Linked DNA regions of Homo sapiens: regions 1 and 3 are each linked to region 2. A link is an interaction called in ENCODE POLR2A ChIA-PET data of the cell type or tissue named here. Cell type or tissue: OCI-LY7. All regions are shown on one strand.

Region 1 (2,500 bases), 210 kb before region 2:
TAATACCTACCACATGTATAATTAGATATTCACCTATGCAAAAGTGTGATTTGTGTCGCTCTCCCATTGGACTACACTCAATGGAGGCAGGGTCTTCCTCTGTTTTGTTCACCTGTGTCCCCAAGGACTTAGCACAATGCCTGGCAGAGTATGCACTCCAAAACTATTTGTCACATGAAAGACTTTCAAAGTTTTTATTTAGCAGCCCATATAGAACATGAGAGTCAAAATGACATAGACTCACGTTGGTTCTGTCTGCCCATCAGAATTTCCTGAAAAGCTTTTTTAAGATGCACGGTTCTACCTTAGATGTCCTAGATGAGAAGGGGGGAAGATAGCTGGAGAATAATCTGGTACTGATTGGCTGAATGGATGGAGAAAGAAGGGAACCAGTGAATTTTTTTCTGGCCTCTTCTGCTATAGGATTTTAGACAAGGCTCAGCATGCTTTGGTGCCTTAATTTATTTCACTGTTTAGTAAAGCTGGAGTCACATTTACCACTCATCTCTTCTCCAAAATTGCATGACATGTCTAGTTAAGCAATTTTTGTTTCTTTTCTTTTCTTTTCTTTTTTTTTTTGAGATGGAGTCTCGCTCTGTCCACCAGCCTGGAGCACAGTGGCACGATCTCGGCTCACTGCAACCTCCGCCTCCCGGTTCGAAGTGATTCTCCTGCCTCAGCCTCCGAAGTGGCTGGAATTACAGGCGTGTGCCACCACACTAAGCTAATTTTTGTATTTTTATTAGAGACAAGGTTTTGCCATGTTGGCCAGGCTGATCTCGAACTCCTGACCTCAAGTGATTTGCCCGCCTCCGCCTCCCAAAGTGCTGGATTACAGGCCTGAGCCGCTGCGCCCCATCTACTTAAGCATTTTGAAATCTTAAAATAGGAGACGGTTCTGAGGTCAAATCACGATGACCGTTTCTAGCATGATGGCTTTTCAGCACATGGCTATGAACTTTGGGTTTTGCCAAATGATTTTTCATGCAAGTTCACTCAGGAAGGGTTTTTTTGTTTGTTTTTTGTTTTATTTTTGTTTTTTGTTTTGTTTTTGTTTTTTGTTTGTTTTTTCTGACACGGCCCCTTTAACAGAAAAAAAAAAGGGCTGCTCAATTTGTTAACCACCCTTTCATACTTGACCTCTTGTTTTGTGGTGCAAAAGTTACACGAGCAGACCGTTAGACAAGCACACTGGCTCGCTGGTGTGTTTTGCACCATCTATCTGCAGCCAGGCAACCTGTGCTCAGAGAAGATGAGAGCAAACTCACCAACCCCCCCACATTTAGGTCCTAAGGGCTCCCTGCCCCTGAGCAGTGCTGGGGTTAGTCCAGCCCAGGTCATAAGCAGCACAGGAAGCAGAGGGCATGGCTAATGTACATGTCACCGTGTGGCTTATGGTCACAGCCTCACCCTACCTTCAAACCTGTGCAAGCTGCAAGAGCAACAGGAAACGGCCAAGCGTCTATATATAGCCACATTGAACTTATCCAAAGGTGCTGTTTTGCACAGATTATTATGAACTTCTTTCACGGGGAGAGGACATGATGGCATGTGCCTTTTCCTCAGGACCTCTCGAAGCACTTGTAAAATTAACTACTCCACCTGAGAAGGAAGAAGGATGTTACACCTTTTGGTTTCTTCATTTTCAAGGCAAACAGACTGGTGCCTTTTCTTTTGCAAAAGATTTCCGGACACATTCAGCAAAGGCTAAGAAAGGATGGGAAACGGCAATGGAAGCATGCAGGATTTCTGTGAGCCTCTAAATACAGCCCATTGGGAAAACCATTCATTCCATAGATTGAGTTTCCCTTGAAAATCATTAATTAGTCTTTGCTTCTCCCTAATACATTTCCCTGGCAAATAAATAAATACACCCCTTCGTGGTGTATCCATCACGCAGCCCTTGGTGTAGCTCTCCCAAGATCCCAAGAGGCAGAGACAAAAGGAGTGGGTGTCAGGGCTTGAAGGGCCCAGCACCACAGACCACCTTTGTTCTCAAAGGGAAGCCTTCAAAAAGAAATGAAAACATGTGTCTGTTCCAGAGCCCTTCTTTACTGCTTTGGAAGTGACTTTCTGGGACTGCCAGTGTATTTATCAGCATTCTAGAATAGAATGCATGTTCTTGATACTGAGCCTGACTTTAGTAGCACCGATTTGCTCCTTACCCAGCTCTTCTCCCTATTGAGTAAGCACAGAAATGAATAGGATGAGCAGCGCAGCTACTGAGAGGCTGACCCACAAAGGTGAGCGTAAACGTGTGGCCTACACCCGCAGTCTGGGTGACCTCAGCCAATTAGGAAACCTCTTTGAGATTCCAGTTTTCATCTGTAAAATAGGGTTGTGAGGATGGAATGAGAGGATATAAGTAAAGTTTTTAACACAGTACACACTTAACAAATGCACAATACAAGGTAGGCATAGTCAAGGTGGTGATAATATACAAATCAGAGTGGGACTTGAGAACAGAAAGAATCCAGATTTCAAGATTTTCGACTTTTCT
Region 2 (2,500 bases):
TGTAGGTCACGTCCCCTCCCTCTGGGTCCCCTGACATTCAGCTCCAGGGCTGCTGTGCACAGAAGGCTGAGATTTTGTCTCCTCGCAAGGATGATGGTGGTGGGAGCAATGCTGAGAGCGCAGCTGGAACCATGGAGACATTTAAGGCACTTAGGCCTACAATTCAGAAATGCTGTTTCTATGATGGTTGTGTTTGGGGGTTCGAGGAAGCTAGAATGAGTTCTGTTTGTCAGTTGATTGAAACCATATATAGAAGTGAAAAGATAGTTCACATCAAAGATATAAACTCAACTAATAGGTCCTTTCCTTAAGAACAGCTTGTTTATATGTGTTGTTATGGGTGTTTATGGGGGAAGAGACAGATTTGGTCATCTGGGAAATATCGTGTCGATATGTCAGTCCACATACCTACAAGGGATCTTTCATCCTGGGAATGAAAAAGAGCCCTGGCAACACATGTTTCAGATCACAGTGAACAGCTGAGGCAATTTTTTTGGTAATTTAATATTAAATATTAGAGACAATGTATATGGTGCCGTCATTTCAGTTACTGATTAAAAATAAGCTCTGGGCAAGTAACTTTCTTTAGCTTTCTATTCTGTAAAATGGGAACAATAAGGCCTAACGCTACAGTCAGCGTCCATTATAATAAGCATATTTGCAATGGCTTTCTTTTTCAAAAAAGATTTCCAAGCCATTGGTCATCTTTTGTATGTGAACTTCGATACAACAAAATTTCAACTGGCCAAAGAAATTGGGCAGTCTTCTGCCATTCATTGTAAAGAGGTTTGATTTCTAGCACCATTATTTATTATCTTGGAAAAAATAAAGACAAAAACTTGAAAAAATATATAGACTATAATCAACTTTTTTTTTTCTGGACCTTTAGTTGCTTATATGCGAACATTATGCCCATACCTCAGAGAGGAAAATAGAGTCACAGGAAAGGTAAATAATTGACATAAAAATATGTAGTGAGCCAGTGGCTGAAGTACAATCAATTCCTGTTTCTAACTTCGCAATGTATATTGCTTTGAGTAATGTTGCAAGATACCTTCCAAAAGCTCAGCAAAGAAACCTCAGCTGAGACTTAACTTGCAGGTGCAAAGCAAGGATGGGAGAAACGGTGTTTCTGGCCAGGGCTGTCTGCTTTTGTTAGTGGAAGGACAAGACATTGGCTAAGTGCGGATTTGCCTTGCCCATCAGACCATATAGGACATGTGTTTAAAGTTTAACTTCTCACAGCGTAGCTTTTTATCCACAGCTGTGACTTAAATATTTGTCAGAATGATTTCTTTGGGTTGCTTAGTTTCTTATGTGTGGAGACAGCTAGTGTGGGATCTTATCTGGCTTAAATGATTAAACCAGAATTTTCTCCCCACCCCCTCCCAAATTCATGAGTGCCAAAGAGAGGCAGTAAGAAAGTGGGGTGTCCAAACAGGAGCCGCAAGACCTGGATTATTTGTTTTCCTGGCTAGGACCTGACCAAGAACCTTTATGCACTTTTATTCTATTTTGAGACTTCACAGGAGTTTGACAGCGTTAAGTGCTAAATTAACATATACTCTGAAATAACAGTAGAATTGACTTTTCCTTGCAAGTGTAAGAGTAAGGTGGGATATGCTATTTGATTGCAACAGTGTGATTGCAAGGATCTTAAATAGCTTAAAAACAAATATAGCCATTGGGTTCACTCCTGGTTCTCTCCTGGTGGAGCCTGCTGTGAAGGGGCCAGGTGCCAAAGCCAACACATTCCCAAGCCACTTAATTTTTCCTTTCCTTCAACACTCTGCTCTACCTTCTTGGTGAGGTGAGCTTAATGTCCAGATAAGAGCAGGAGCTCTAATCCTGGATACTTGCTGTTCTATAAGAATAAAAGGATCAGCCTCTCACCCCACCCGCCCTCAGCAGAGGGTGTACATCCATCGGGAACATGCGTTATACTTAGAGATAGGAAGAAGCTTTGTCCTTGCTCAGCTTGGTCAGTCTTTGTTTCTTCATCAGTGTAGACAAGAAAGAAGGGCAGAGCTGCCCAGTCTATTAGATCACTTGCTCACTGTGCTCCCAGATCCCCGCCGACCATACTCCATTAGAGACTAAAGAGCTCTATGGTTCAGAGCAGAGACTCTGGAGCCAGCCTGTCTGGATTTGAATCTCAGCTCGGCCACTTAGCAGCTGTGTGACTTTGGACAAATGACTTAATCTCTCTGTGCTCCAGCTTCTGCATCTATAAAATGAGTACAATCATTCTACTTCATAGGATGAATATCAGGATTAAATCTATGAATATGTGCAAAATCTTAAAACAGTGCCTGATCCATAATAAATACTATTTAGCAGTTAACTACAGAGCAAGTCAACAAAAAATGATCCTGATCAGTGTAGAATTTTCAGAGGCCCTTGAATGTTTGTTAGAAGATAAGGTGGCTGTGTTATGTACCTCCTGATAATCTATTATTTTAGAGGGAAAGAAGAGTAAAGTTAAGGAGGACCTTTTCAC
Region 3 (2,500 bases), 210 kb before region 2:
TACGGACATGCCTATTACTAATACAGAAGAGGATTCTCCCTCTTTGAAAATATATCCAAATATTAACGCCAGGCAGGACCTTCAAGAGTGGCACAGCTCCCAGGGCCACCATGCAATCAGTATTGCCCTTCCCAAAGACACAGCACCCTCCCCTGCAGAACACACTTCCTCTTCCCCCCTCTGCCCCAGCCGTTGTCCCTCCCCTCCTTCAGAACTTAACTTCCTCCTTGAAGCGTTCTGTCATTAACCCCATTCCGTTTTGATCACTTCACTAACTTTGCTTCTCCTCAAATACTTATAATATTCACATAGATTTCTGCTGCCCTGTTTTTACAACCGTGTCCTCTGGCTGTCCTTCATTAAGCTGCACCTATGGGCAAAGCACCCCAAGACACTTGTTCCACTGTGGTCTCTGGGGCTTGGCCTCCTCTGTCTCTGTCTGTGGGCCTATGGATGGCCTGCCTTTCCTATACAAAAGAGGGCACCGCCCAACTATCTAGCCAAGTGACTCAAGTATCCACTTTGTTCTGGCCAGAGGCCATTGGTATGGAGCTTAGGCGGGGGTGGGGGTAGGGGGGTGGGAGGGTGGCAGGAGAAATAGCCAGGCTGGTTAGTGTCCCTCCAGGAACTCTCCTTCTCCAGTCTTCATCTTTGATGACACCTGAGGATTTCCTCTGTCCAGCCTTGGGGCCAGGCAGGACCCTCATTCTCTCCAAGTGGATCTTCCCTTGGGCTTCCCGGTTGCACCCCCAGCCCCCTGCACCCCTGGATTGAGTTGTAGGTTGAAACTAGCCATAGAGTAGGAGTCTGGGGCTGGGTTGGGGCAGCGTCTTAATGTGTAATCGGGAGTGTTCTGAAAGGTGAGCCTACACAGGGGAGCATGGGTGGGTGTCAGCTTCAGGGGAGGGCAGGGGGGCTGAGCCAGCGGTTGGGGGAGATTTATGTCTGCCAGTCATGCTTCAGAAGCTTCTGAGTGGATGGAGAGGGGAGACCGGACCTCGGGGGTTCTGGAAGAAGACTCAGTAATGTGATAGTAGCAGCTGGTCTGATTTGCATCTGGGAAGCTGAATTTTTCAGAGGGCTCAGCTGAAGCACGGAGCCATTCCAGAGAGGCCTCCCCTGGCCAGCCAGGATCTGGACTCCTCAGTCCCCTCCGGCTTCTCTTCTGCCTTGTCCTTGTCCCCTACTGTCCCCATGCCCAGGACACATTTGAATTCCTCCTCACTGTCAAGAGCCAGCTGTGATCTCACACTGCCTGCTTCTGCCCTGAACGTTGACAGGCTTTTTCTCCTGCACGGACTGCCACTTTTAGACTGGCACACAGTTTTCACAAGACGGGGTTTTGTGGTTTGGGTTTTTTTTTCCCTTCATAAGTTTGCAGCTGCTAGTTTTGAAACCACCAGCCCTGAGGCAACTCAGACACACACACACACACACAAACACACACACACAGAGAGAGAGAGAGAGGGAGAGAGAATGAAAGAAAGGATGATGAGATGTCTTTTTAGAAATCATTTATTACATTCCAAAGGTCCTTCCTTCATCTTGCAGTCAGGCTTCAGTTGGTGAAAGGTTCCTAGACACATTTAAGGGTTTGTGGGCATTTGCGGGCACTTGAGCATTGGGGTAGTTCTCATGAGGTGTGCCTCCCATGCTGGGTCCCTGGCTGCCTGAGGCTGACAGGTGAGTGGTGAGGGGCCAAGACTTTTGGTTATGATCTGAAGTGGACCGGCCGGCCGCCTTATGTCCTGCTTGAATGTGTGTGCATGTGGATGCACTGACATGTGCAGGTTGGAGGCAGGAGAAAGGGGAGGAAGCGGGAGATACAGGAAGACCTTGATTGAGTTTCTGAGAATTATGCAAGAATCACCTTCAGGCTCACCTAACAGGTCCCTTTGCCTATGCAGCCATATATCTTTAGCTGAACACAGACTTGAGGCTAGAAGAGCCCAAAATAAACTGAAATCAGAACAAACTACTCATCTTCAGCTCTCCCCTCACCCTCACACATCCACTGGTACTTGTGGTGGTCAATTATAGTTTTTATCGAAACTACGAGAACACCTAGAGTCTCAGCCTAGCATCCTCCCCCTGGACAGAGCATGGGGGACTATCAAGAGGCCACGCTGTCAGCCCCATTCTGGGTGGCTTTTATGCCGTCTCTTTGCTGGCATTCTTACTGAACCCCATCATTCTCTGCAGGCTTAATCAAACACTTTGGCCAGTGGGAGGAGAGAGAATCGTAGTGATATTACCAAGGAAGGGAAATGAGGAATGACTGGGCCTCCTAAATAAGGCCTGCTTTGACCTGAGAGTGAAGAAACAAATCTGGGACACTGGGAATCTCTACCTCCATAAACCCTTGTGCCTCTCCTAGAACCATGCACCCATTTAGATCCCGTATCAAGACGATGTGTGCTCTTGTTTCTCCTCACCCTTTCTCACCACTCATTCCTTACCAAACTTATTTAGGGTCCCATGAGGCTCAGGCAGTGTAGGC

What was found. Peaks named below come from ENCODE experiments on the same cell type or tissue, not always from the same donor. Only the 100,000 strongest peaks of a DNase experiment are listed, where the experiment ranks them.
Region 1: POLR2A ChIA-PET joins it to region 2 with 10 read pairs; 5 of 35 experiments call an interaction of 5 or more read pairs at or near these places.
Region 3: POLR2A ChIA-PET joins it to region 2 with 20 read pairs; 7 of 35 experiments call an interaction of 5 or more read pairs at or near these places.

The regions. Positions count from the first base shown.
Region 1 is chr11:128,730,082-128,732,581 of GRCh38, reverse strand. The region is part of intron 1 of FLI1 (Fli-1 proto-oncogene, ETS transcription factor); the gene reads right to left. Among named protein-coding and RNA genes, the nearest start is that of SENCR, 35 kb to the right of the region's middle. In OCI-LY7, no CTCF peak of the experiment used is centred here; DNase peaks (open chromatin) are centred at 61 and 1,421; H3K4me3 peaks cover 2,286 bases; H3K27ac peaks cover 2,500 bases.
Region 2 is chr11:128,518,243-128,520,742 of GRCh38, reverse strand. The region is part of intron 3 of ETS1 (ETS proto-oncogene 1, transcription factor); the gene reads left to right. Among named protein-coding and RNA genes, the nearest start is that of MIR6090, 2.9 kb to the left of the region's middle. In OCI-LY7, no CTCF peak of the experiment used is centred here; DNase peaks (open chromatin) are centred at 642, 1,122 and 2,112; H3K4me3 peaks cover 2,500 bases; H3K27ac peaks cover 2,500 bases.
Region 3 is chr11:128,724,615-128,727,114 of GRCh38, reverse strand. The region is part of intron 1 of FLI1 (Fli-1 proto-oncogene, ETS transcription factor); the gene reads right to left. Among named protein-coding and RNA genes, the nearest start is that of SENCR, 30 kb to the right of the region's middle. RefSeq lists enhancers at 146-205, 226-325, 350-849, 1,096-1,265, 1,306-1,385. In OCI-LY7, no CTCF peak of the experiment used is centred here; DNase peaks (open chromatin) are centred at 194, 1,004 and 1,354; H3K4me3 peaks cover 2,462 bases; H3K27ac peaks cover 2,500 bases.